2 separate regions of the Homo sapiens genome follow, and region 2 is linked to region 1. The links are chromatin loops, found by intact Hi-C in ENCODE. Cell type or tissue: Caco-2. All regions are shown on one strand. Links, peaks and the distances in the headings refer to the core of each region. The heading gives the core; the rest is flanking DNA. Region 1 has its middle 96 kb from the start of TRIM77. Region 2 has its middle 54 kb from the start of NOX4.

Region 1 (5,397 bases), core at 94-5,093:
TATGTCCTTGTGGAAACACCTTATAAATGTTAAGGCTAGTAGATTTAGGGTTTTATTTTAGAGTGGATTTTGGCATGGCTTAGTGTGTAAGAAAGAGCACTGGACTGGGAATCGAGAATCCTGGATTTTAGCCCCAGTTCTGTCATTTTAGAATAATTGACCACCTGGTAGATTTCTTTACTTTTCTGGCCTGTGAAAGATATCCTCATCTGAAAATAAGGGTGGCAAAAGAACCTCAAAATCTTCAAGCTCTAACATCCAGTGATTCTATTCCCTTCTTTTGCTAATTTCTTGGAAAGTAGCCAGAGGTCTTTACTACCAGGGATGATTTGGAAAGTCAGCATAAGTGAGAATAATGAGTACCTATTGCATACTCTATTTTATTCTAAACACAGTCTCTGCTAGGTTTTGACCTACCATGAAGTGGGGAAACCTTTATGGTCACTCTCACTTCTACACAGTCTCTGTATATTGGTGGTACACATTGTGTGAAATACCTTTTCCATCTAGAGATTGCTTCATTTTTTTATTATAAAAACATTACACAAAATTTGTTTAAGGTGTCATGTAAATATACTTTTAGTGACTGTCATTTTTGGGTTTCACTCTCAGAGGAAAATGAATTATTTATATTAGGTATTTCTGAATACCTAATCTGAATATTCTTGCTTTTTTTTAAAACCAGTTCTCTGCAATGTTCACCCATCCACCTACCTAAAATATGCACCACTTAATCTTTTATTCATGCTGCTCCACAGCGTCCTGTAATCATAACCCACTTGTGGTAGACTCAGACACTGTTGTTGTATGAATGCCTCATTTATCTCTTTCTGTGCATATTTATGTTTCAGTTAGCTATTTTCATTGCATGTAGTTCCTTCCATAGTGTGGGTTCTCGTATTCTCAGCCATTTTCTTTGTCATTATTTTACTCAGAGTCGAACCACAGAGTAAATATTTTTGAGAACAGTCTGAATTACATGGAGCCTTTAACACTTACAGGCACTATCCTAATACCCAAATTATTATATAGAACAAGTTGACACAGGCTTTTATAGAATTATCTAATCCTGAAACATATCTTGAGTATTTACTAAATGCTCCACACTGTTGATGTTCTGGGATTGAAACAGCAGATAACACAGTATGGCACAGAGAGAGCAGGAACAAGCATTTACACAGCAAAGTGGTGACCGTTACAGTGGAGTTGTGTGCAACACACTGTGAGAGGCTAGAGGATGGTATAGACTTACCCTTGAGCTGACCTTCAAAAATAGTCAGGAGGGTTTGCATGGGAGGTTGGGAGTCTATTCCAGGCAGAGGGGACAGCAGAGGCAAAGAAAAAGAGGTTTGAGACTACATATTAGACTGGAGAAGTGCATATGGTCTGTACTTACTGCTTAGCAACAGAGTAGAATGATTTGCTGGGAGGTGAGACTGAATTAACATTAATCTATTGATTTCTCTTTGAAATTTACAAAATTTTCTCCTCTCCCCTTCCTTCTTTATGTATTTTGGTTCTACTGGAGTCAGTTCAGGTGTTTCTTAGGAAATTGTTCTTTATGATCTCTGTGAGTTGACATTAAAATATACATTATGTATGTTCTGTGACACATTGTTACTCTTACATGTTAGTTGTTTAACACCTACATGGGCTCTTGCCTCAGCTAAACAGTGAGTTCTCAAAGATCACATTCATGATTAGCAGCCACACTGAATTATTATTACATGGAAGAATGGAAGGCAGGAATGAAGAAAGGAATGGTGGGAGGGAGGAAAGAAGGTAGGAAGGAAAAAGAAAGAAGGGGCGGAATAAGCACTTGTAGTGGAAGATGGAATTAATGTTTTTCAAGAGTATCTTAGTTTCTAAGATGCTCAAATACAATGAGAAATATATTTGAGCATCCTGAATTGTGTGAAAGTTTTAAAATAATATTTGTCAATGTTCAGGAGAAAAATCCTTCTGAGCATGTGAAACAAGAGGAAGACCGAAGGTAGATATGCATAGAACCCTATCCACAGTTACTGAGTATGTTTAGTAGTGTAGAAATTGAGAAAAACTGCCTTATAGAGAGCTCAGCTCCAAAATGACTGGCATGAGATTTAAACTCAGCATGTATAGGTCACATAAAATAATATCACACTCCAATCTTAGATATCATAGACCCTAAAAGGGCAATAGTGCAAGGTCTTTCATTGCACTGTCTTGATATTTCTAAGTCAAACTGCTTTTTGTTTCAAGGAAACACAACCTCTTGAGGAAGAAACTTCTGAGATGGCAGCTGCCAGAGATATACAAGCTGCCCAAGTGAGGGGATAGGAAAAGCTGAAGACAGGCAGACATGACTGTGGGTCCAGGCTCTACCTCTTGGTAGCTATGTGACCATCGTCAAGGTGCTGTGTTTCTTCTACCCAAGCTTCAGTTTCCTTGCTTATTAAATACAATGAGTTTTTTTTTTCTTTCTGACAGAGGGGGCAGCAAAGACAAAAAATTGATTACAAGAAAGGGAGTATCTGAAAAACTCGGCATCGTGCCTGACACGTAGTTAAGTGCTCGGAAAATAATAGCCATAATTATTGTTGACAAGTCTGGAGCAGGAAAACAAACAAGCATACAGAACACAAGATTAGACTGTAGGTTAAAAAATACAAGGTCTAGTTCTGGCTCTGTCATTTATTTGCTACATAACCTCAGTCACATGTGTTGTTTTCCCTCATCTATACAATTGGAGAATTCTACCTATTGTACCTACTTGGCAGCATCATATGAGATTATATAGATATAGATATATATAGCACTATATGGTCTAAGGGATCATTTTTATTACAGACTTGATTTGAAAAATGCAGAGTTCCACTCCCTCAAGATGAAGCACCCGTGCCTTGTTCTGCCTGACAGCCTAGGACTGATGCTACTTGCAGAATTTTAGTGCTCTGGTTACTGAAAACAGTATCACATGGCACCGTGCAAAGTACAGTGCCCATTTTATGGTCTTATGAAGCACACATGCCAAAGTTGAGAGTTTAATTGAAAACCTAGCAGTTTTTCATGATGGCTCACAGTACTTTACATTTTTAAAGAAACTCTTAATAGGTTAGCAACATGGTGTTTTGTTGTCATGGTTATCATAAACATCCAAGTCACTATCGAGTGTTATTCATTTGTAGGTTATTTAGTCAATCATTCTACTCACTATTCTTAGAGATTGATATGATTTAAAGATACTATTGTTCTTTTCAATTCTTGTTTCTGCAATTAAGATATACTACAACATTTTCTTACATTAATGCCAAATCTTTTTAAAAATGTCAGCTTTCTTCCAAATAGTCTCCTCAAATAATACGTTAAGGACTTCCAGAAAACATGGGGACTACCAAACCAATACTCACTCTTTATAGCTAAGGAAAACTGAGCTGCAGAGAGTTTTAGAGATTTATACAAACTTCTATGGTGTTAGTTGAAGAATATTAGTTGTTCTTGCCTATATGTTTTCAAAGGCAGATCATGTCATCCTTGAAGGTAAAGTCATATTTTGTTTTGTTTTGTTTTAATTCAGTTTACTTCATAGCATTTGTATTTAATATAATTAATTCAGCAAATGTCACTTGTTTCTTTATATTGTTACATTTTGTTTTATGTTATCCCTGGTAAGTCATTATAAACTTAGTTTTCAAAATAATTTCCACACGAACAATTTTGTTATATCTTAGCCATATCCCTTTGAAGAACATAGTATAGTTATCACTCTATTATAAATTTTACTTGCCAAATGATGATATTGAAGTTCAAAGAATTTATGGCCTTGCTCAATGTCTCATGGCTAGTAAAAGAAGATGTCAGAACTTAAATACAAGTCTCTGACACCAAGCTTTCTCTAATCCACAGAAAGTGTTATTTAAATGAAAATATTAATTGCTTAGAGAAAGTAAACTTGAAGAAATAAGGAAGTCAGTTTTGCTTGGAATTAGAGGTGATAATTTTCATTCTCTTCAGAGCTCTGGTTGCATGTGAAACTAAACTGGATTGGAATCCCATTATGTAATTTGAAGTATCGTTAGTCCTTAAGACACTAGACATTGACATGTTTAAGCATAATTTTGTAAACTCCATTCAGAGTAAGATATAATGTAATTGTTTTTGAATTCCCCATACTAATGCCTTTCTTCACCAGAGAAGTTAATGGTGCCTTCTATATGTGACTTATATGTGCACTTCCTCAAATTATCAACAAACAACTGAACTTGGCTTCCTCAGTGTGAAAATATCTTATTGCTTTCAAAACATTGCAATATTACAACTCCAAAAAAATGTAATTTTGATCATATGCATTTTACTAAGAAATAATGGTTATTATTATATTTGGTTTTATTTATTCTGTATTACAGTTAAATACCATATAGTAAATATTTATTCATATGCTGCTTCCTCTTAAACAGGCTTTGAGATAGGTTCACATGTGCAATAGATTAATAAAATATAAGTACACATGAAAAATTGACAATGGTTGAAGAATGATGGATAATGCTTGAATAAAAGAGGAAAGAATGAATTTTCTCTAAATTCAGCCATTATTTATGTATTTTATAATCATAGAATTTTAGAACAAGAAGAAATCTTAAAGTTTTTATTATTGAATATCTTTTTTTATAGCTGAAAAAATTATAGACCTAAGCGTTTTGCCAAATATCACACAGTCAATTGGTACCAGCACCAGGACCAGGACATAAGTTATTTTTTAACTTTGTGCCAGAACATCCCCAACCTGACACATCTGACTTCCTTAATAACGCATTACTTAATAATTTGACTCTACTTTCACTTTTCCTTTGTAATCCCCAAAGTGAATTACATGACCAGAAAGCAGAAGTTCAGAAAGAATATATTTATGATCAAACTTTGTCTTCCCTTTTCAAATATATTTTTCTTATTATTTGCTTAAGCGAGCACATTGAGTGAAGAATAGCATCTAGCAGTTTGCTCATTCAATGTGCATTGCCGATAGCTACCATAAATATTGTAAACCACTGATACAACTTTTTCTTTTCTCATTCCAAAAAAGGACATAGGCAGGGGGAGCCGTGTGAATATCCCATCACACCATGGCTGGATTATTGGCTAGTACAACTCTGAGTCCTTCTATCTGCTCCCAATCAATTCCAGCCACAAATTTTATGCTCATTGAATCCATGAACAAGAACATCATCTTAAAATATTGACTTATCAGAACAAAATAATCAATGACTCATTTAAAATTATTAAATCTAAACTTCTTTAACAAAGCTCTACAAAATCAAACCCTATGAACTAGTATTGTAATGAGGGAGGGAAGGTATGCATAGGGCAAGTTTTAGATTTTAAATTGGAGAAGTAAGTGCTATTTGAGGGAGATTCAGGGAA
Region 2 (5,397 bases), core at 264-5,263, 69 kb after region 1:
CAATTTTAATTAAATTTCCAAGGTTTTTCTTTTTTCTTTTTAGTTACTGTTGCTCTGCAGAAGAGTGGCCATGTCTCTTTGTTCATAACTCCTGTCATGTGGGGATAGAATGTGGTGAGAGGGTCCATAAATTATTGGGTCTATGCATAAAGTGCTCTAGGGAAATACTGGGGTTCTATTGCTGCATGATATAGCTATACGTTCCCAGCGCTGATTCTCAACCACAGCTATACTTTAGAATTACCTGAAAAGCTTTAAACAATACCTATCCTTAAACTCTTCTCAATTAAAGTAGAGCCTCTGAGTTTGGATCCTGAAAATCGTGTGTGTTGTGTTTATGAGCTGCTCAATTGATTCTACTGTGTGGCCAAGTTTGGCAACCACTGTCCCAGACAGTATTTCTTCTCAATCTTTAATGTTGTATTAATCACTTGAATATCATGTTAAAATGCAGATTAAATTCAGTAGATTTAGGGTGAGACATGAAATTGTGATTTCTAATAAGCCTCTATGAGAAGTAGATATTGTAGTTTCAGGGACTACACTTTGAAGAGCAAGGTCCTAGAATATTTAAAATTAATTATATCTCACCAGTTTATTGTCTTCTGAAATATGCTCTTTCCTACTCAAGCTTCAAGAAGGAGAAATTATTATTCCATGAGTATATTCTAGTTTTAGATGCTGACAAAGAGCATCTTGCCATGTCCGAAAATTTACTGTACCTCATTAATCTTTGCTTACTGTTGTTTATCAAGTAACTGATTCAATTAACTAAATTAATGGTATCAATTGTCCCCCCCCATGTGATTCTATGGCAATATATAGGGCATGAGGGACTCTGTATGTTAATTCTACAAGTAATTTGGTATAGTCAGTAGTAGGGGTCATTTGGGGAAAGGATGAGAGGAAAGGCTGCAGAGAGAAGGACAAGTTCATTAAATGACAATAATGTTGAACATTCATTGCACACTTACTGTTTTTCAGACACTTTGTTATGTGCTTTATATACATTATTTAATTTAATCCCCACACCAAGTCTACAAGAAGAAAATACTTATTAAAATGACAAATGAGCTTAGAAACTGCTATGGTTTGAACGTTTCCTCCAAAGTTTGTGTGTTGGAAACAATTCATTATGCAACTATGTTGAGAGGTGAGACCTTGAATAGGTGATTAGTTCATGAGGTCTCTGCCCTTGTAATTGGGTGAATGCTGTTATCATGGGAGTGGGTTAGTTGGCACAGGAGTGGGTTCCTTACAAAAAAATTACTTCCGCCTCTTTCCTCTCTCATGTGCATGCTTTGTTGCCTTTCTGCCTTCTGCCATGAGATGTTGCAGCAAGAAGACCCTCACCAGGTGCCAGCGTCTAGACATTGGATTTTCCAGCCTCCAGAACTGTGAGAAATTATTTTTTTCTTTATAAACTACCCAGTGCGTGGTATTATGTTATAGCAATGCAAAACAGACTAAGACAGAAACCATAAGAAACTGAAAAGTTTATATAAATGGATTCAGATCACATAGCTAATAAGTGGTAAGAGCCAAGCCTCTATCTCTCTCCTGAGTCCCAGCTCTTATCCTGCAACAAGCTTAAATGGGAAGTCAAAGACAGCTTTTAAACACAAAAGAAAGATGATCCAGCAGCATGAAGGATATAGGCAGGGTAAGAATGGAGGCTTAGATCCCACTTAGGATTCCTCCTCTAAGAGGCTGAAATTTCATAAGCTTATCAATATAATTTAAGAACTGGAAACATGTCTTTTTTTAATTACTATCACCAAACACAGTGCCTGGAATATAGTAGTTATAAATAGTTATTAAGTGAATAAATGATTGCTATTATAATTATGCAGAAGAGTAATTTTGAGAGCCTGAACTAAGGCAGTGACAGTGGGAACAGTGGTTGAAATGAAATAAAGAACTAGTTGAAAAGAAATTTTCAGTAGGTTAATAACTAATGTTACTTTTAACAGCCACAATGCTTAAAATGCAGAGAAATTTTTAAATATTTTTCAACTCAATGGACTAACTCTAATATTTACCACAGGAAGACCAAAAATGAAGTAATAGGCGTACAGGGGCTGATGGGTGTGCCATAAGTCATACAATGCAGGCAGACTCATTTTCCATATCAGACAGGTGCTGTACAGACTAAGGAATGTGGGGTCAAACTCCGAAGTCAGAGGACTGTCGTCAAGTCTCTTTTTCAGTAGTAGGTATATGACATTGGTTAAATCTGACACTCTGCTTTTTCATCATGACAATGGAATAATGCTGCAGGAAAGAGAGAAAATAATGATGGTGAGAGCTTTTTTTTTTTTTTTTTAAGCAGTACTTCTGCTATCCAAATTTGAGTATTTATCCAACTATTTTCAGTTCAGGGGCTACAATGCCTCAACCATATTTACATTTGAGGTATCTAAATGTAATTCTGGTGATGTATTGTCATCTGTAAATTTCTCTATTGTGACATTATTAATACTTACATTGAAGGTTATTAAAAACTTACTAAAGGTGTATTTGTAAAACCACTGAAAATTTACTTATATTTTTTGTGTATTGTAAGTTTTTTACAATGATCATATATTATTTTTATAATCTGCAGAGGTTAGAAATGTTATTTCGAAGGATTTTTATTTAGGAGTCATGGCCGAGAAAAAGGTTTCTAAATTAAAAACCAGAAAAGTCATTTTTACTGTTTTAACAGGTAGATTGTCAAGTTTAGACTCATAACACAGTCTTTCAAAGGTTTCTACTGGACAGAAACAGCCTCATTTTCACAATCGTAGTCAAAGCAGAAAAACATACACAGAACTAAATGCCTAGCATCTGATAAGATGACCTTTTGCTGAAAAATCATTTGGAACAGCACTTGTTCTGCAGTAACTGTCATGGTAAGTACAGACAGAAATGGGACAAAAAATGAAAGCTATTTTGGTTTCCTTCTATTCAACTTACAGACCACAACAGCAAGAGCACAAATTACTAGCTAATCTAAATATAAAAGTTCATGAGACTTTGCTAAATAAGTATCCTGTTACTCAAAGGAGACTGAGCATCTGGACTTGGTTATGGCTGCTACCGAGTTTTTTGTTTGTTTGTTTGTTGTTTGGTACATTCAGTAATTGGGTCGGGTCATAGGATATATATTTTCTTTAAGGGCAAATTTTAGGGTGTTATAAAATAATATGAGTTTTAAAAGTTTAAGGGCAATGTGGCTTTGAAATAAGGTACATGTGAATTGAAAATAAGACTGTAAATTTTTTTTGCTGTATGACATACAGCAAATTACTGAGCCACTCTCAGCCCAGCATGACCTTACTACAAAATTGGAAAAGTTACACGTAACTAACCGTGTTGTAAAGATGAAGAAAGACTCTAAGATTCATCTTTTCTAAAACTTCTTAGGTATTCAGTATACATTGCTTCAGTGCAGGAATCCTTAAAAGATGTCCATCTAGACTATGTTATTATTGTCAGTATGTTAAGATACAATGCTGCCTATACCACTTTTAAATGCCTCTTTTACTTCATGACTTTCACCTTCTTTTGCTAAAGCACTCTGAATCTCTGAGTCACTCGCCAGTGTTCAGTTCTGCCTTTATTTGATGCTGCACTTCAGAAGATGATTTAATTCTATTGTGGAGCAGGATAAAACTAAATAAAAGTGGTGGTACCTACCTTTACAGAGCTTAAAGTCTAGGAGGGAATGCAGGCAATAAATAAACACGTAAAATGGGAACAGAGATTAGGAAAATATAACCTAAACTAAAAAGCTAGAAATAGCCTCTTGGAGGAAAAAAACATTTAAGCAGAGATTTCAAGAAGAATGGAATAGGCTTAGCAGAGTAGAAACTTAACAAATATTGGTTGAAATGTATTGAGATAAATCAGACCAAATCATTGCCCATGCCTGAGCCTGAAATTTTACCAACACAGGGTTTAATATTATGAGTCTACAGTATTAGAAAAATGGCTTCTATTACTTCTATTTTTTCAGAATAATATATTTATATAGTTACAAAAAAGAGCACAGGATTACATAAATGAAAAGGAACAGGTTCCCCTTTTCTTTTCTTCCCCACTTTTACTCCCCAGCAATATACTTATAAGCATATCTAATTTTATTTCTTTCAGTGGTCACCTCGACTATTAATAAAATGTGTATAATTCTATTTCTTGATCTATCAAATTCAGACAATATCTATTTACTTTCCACAATGATCTATCAAATTCAGACAATATCTATTTACTTTCCACAATGACAATTGAGGAGTTAATGTTAGTTGACTTACACTATCTGTCATCCTCATACTTTTGCTGGTTTTGATGATTCTATTAGAACTATACTTCTTATATAAATTTATAATATACTAAATTTTTTGTTGCATCAATTTTAGACAGCGTCCTCGACTCCCTATTATGTAAAATGAAGATATTTGCATATTTATCATTCTATCACTTTTCCTCCTCACACCCTCCTTTAAAATTGTCAGGAATATATATTGCTTTTTTGTTTTGAGGGTAGAGAATACTTACATTTTTCTGTAGCTAAAATCCAGTCTTCTCTAATTCGTAGCCATGTTAAATCTGTAAATGAAAAACTGATAAATATAATCAACATGTTGTTTATTGAGGAACCAATTAATATGTAGAACAATAGGGGAAATTGTAACATATATGTGATTCTATATCACCAAATCCTTTCCATTTGAACAACAACTTCTAACTGTCAAGATTGATCACATAAAATGTCTTTCTTCCATCTTGTCAATTCTTGACAAGCAGATTCACTAATTTGCTTATTTATTTTTTCTTTAAAAATTTTTTTATATAGATTTAGGCAGTACAAGTGAAGTTTTGTTACATGGGTATATTGTGTAGCGGTGATGTCTAGGTTTTTAGTGTAGCCGTCACCCAAATAATGTACATTGCTTTCATCCTATCACATAGCTTTCCTATCTTATTTATAGTGTTGAAATTATGGAATCTATTTTCTACATGATGGCATTTCTAAAGAGCTTTAATTTTCTACATAAGGGCATTTCTGTAGAGCTCCTACTTCAGTGAAGGTCTGCTCCTCCAACAGAATTTCAATATACTTCCCTACCACAAAGTTAGCTGTTAGCATTCTTAAATCCCCTATCTTCCTTGAATTATTTTTCCTATTTTGTTGGAGTGCGTCTCTTGCTATTTTTCTCAGGAGTATGAGAGAAGAAAAAATTTTCAGTCTTAAATTGAAAATGCTTTTATTTTGCCTCAACACTTTAATTAGAAACCTGAGTTCCTGCCCCCAGGATGCGATGCTCATTGCATGGAGCAAGGTGATGATGTCCTTGTTCCAGGCAGTGAAGAAAGGGATAAAAAGGGAGAGAACAAAGAACACCACTAAAAGCT

What was found. Peaks named below come from ENCODE experiments on the same cell type or tissue, not always from the same donor. Only the 100,000 strongest peaks of a DNase experiment are listed, where the experiment ranks them.
Region 2: it touches region 1 in a loop (2.2-fold over the local background); 2 of 110 quality-filtered maps call a loop at or near these places.

Annotation. Positions count from the first base shown.
Region 1 is chr11:89,611,735-89,617,131 of GRCh38, reverse strand. No RefSeq gene overlaps it. Among named protein-coding and RNA genes, the nearest start is that of TRIM77, 96 kb to the left of the region's middle. RefSeq lists a silencer at 2,297-2,591. In Caco-2, for the core only: a CTCF peak has its summit at 2,543; no DNase peak of the experiment used is centred there.
Region 2 is chr11:89,542,637-89,548,033 of GRCh38, reverse strand. It overlaps a transcript of NOX4 not described here. Among named protein-coding and RNA genes, the nearest start is that of NOX4, 54 kb to the right of the region's middle. In Caco-2, for the core only: no CTCF peak of the experiment used is centred there; a DNase peak (open chromatin) is centred at 2,153.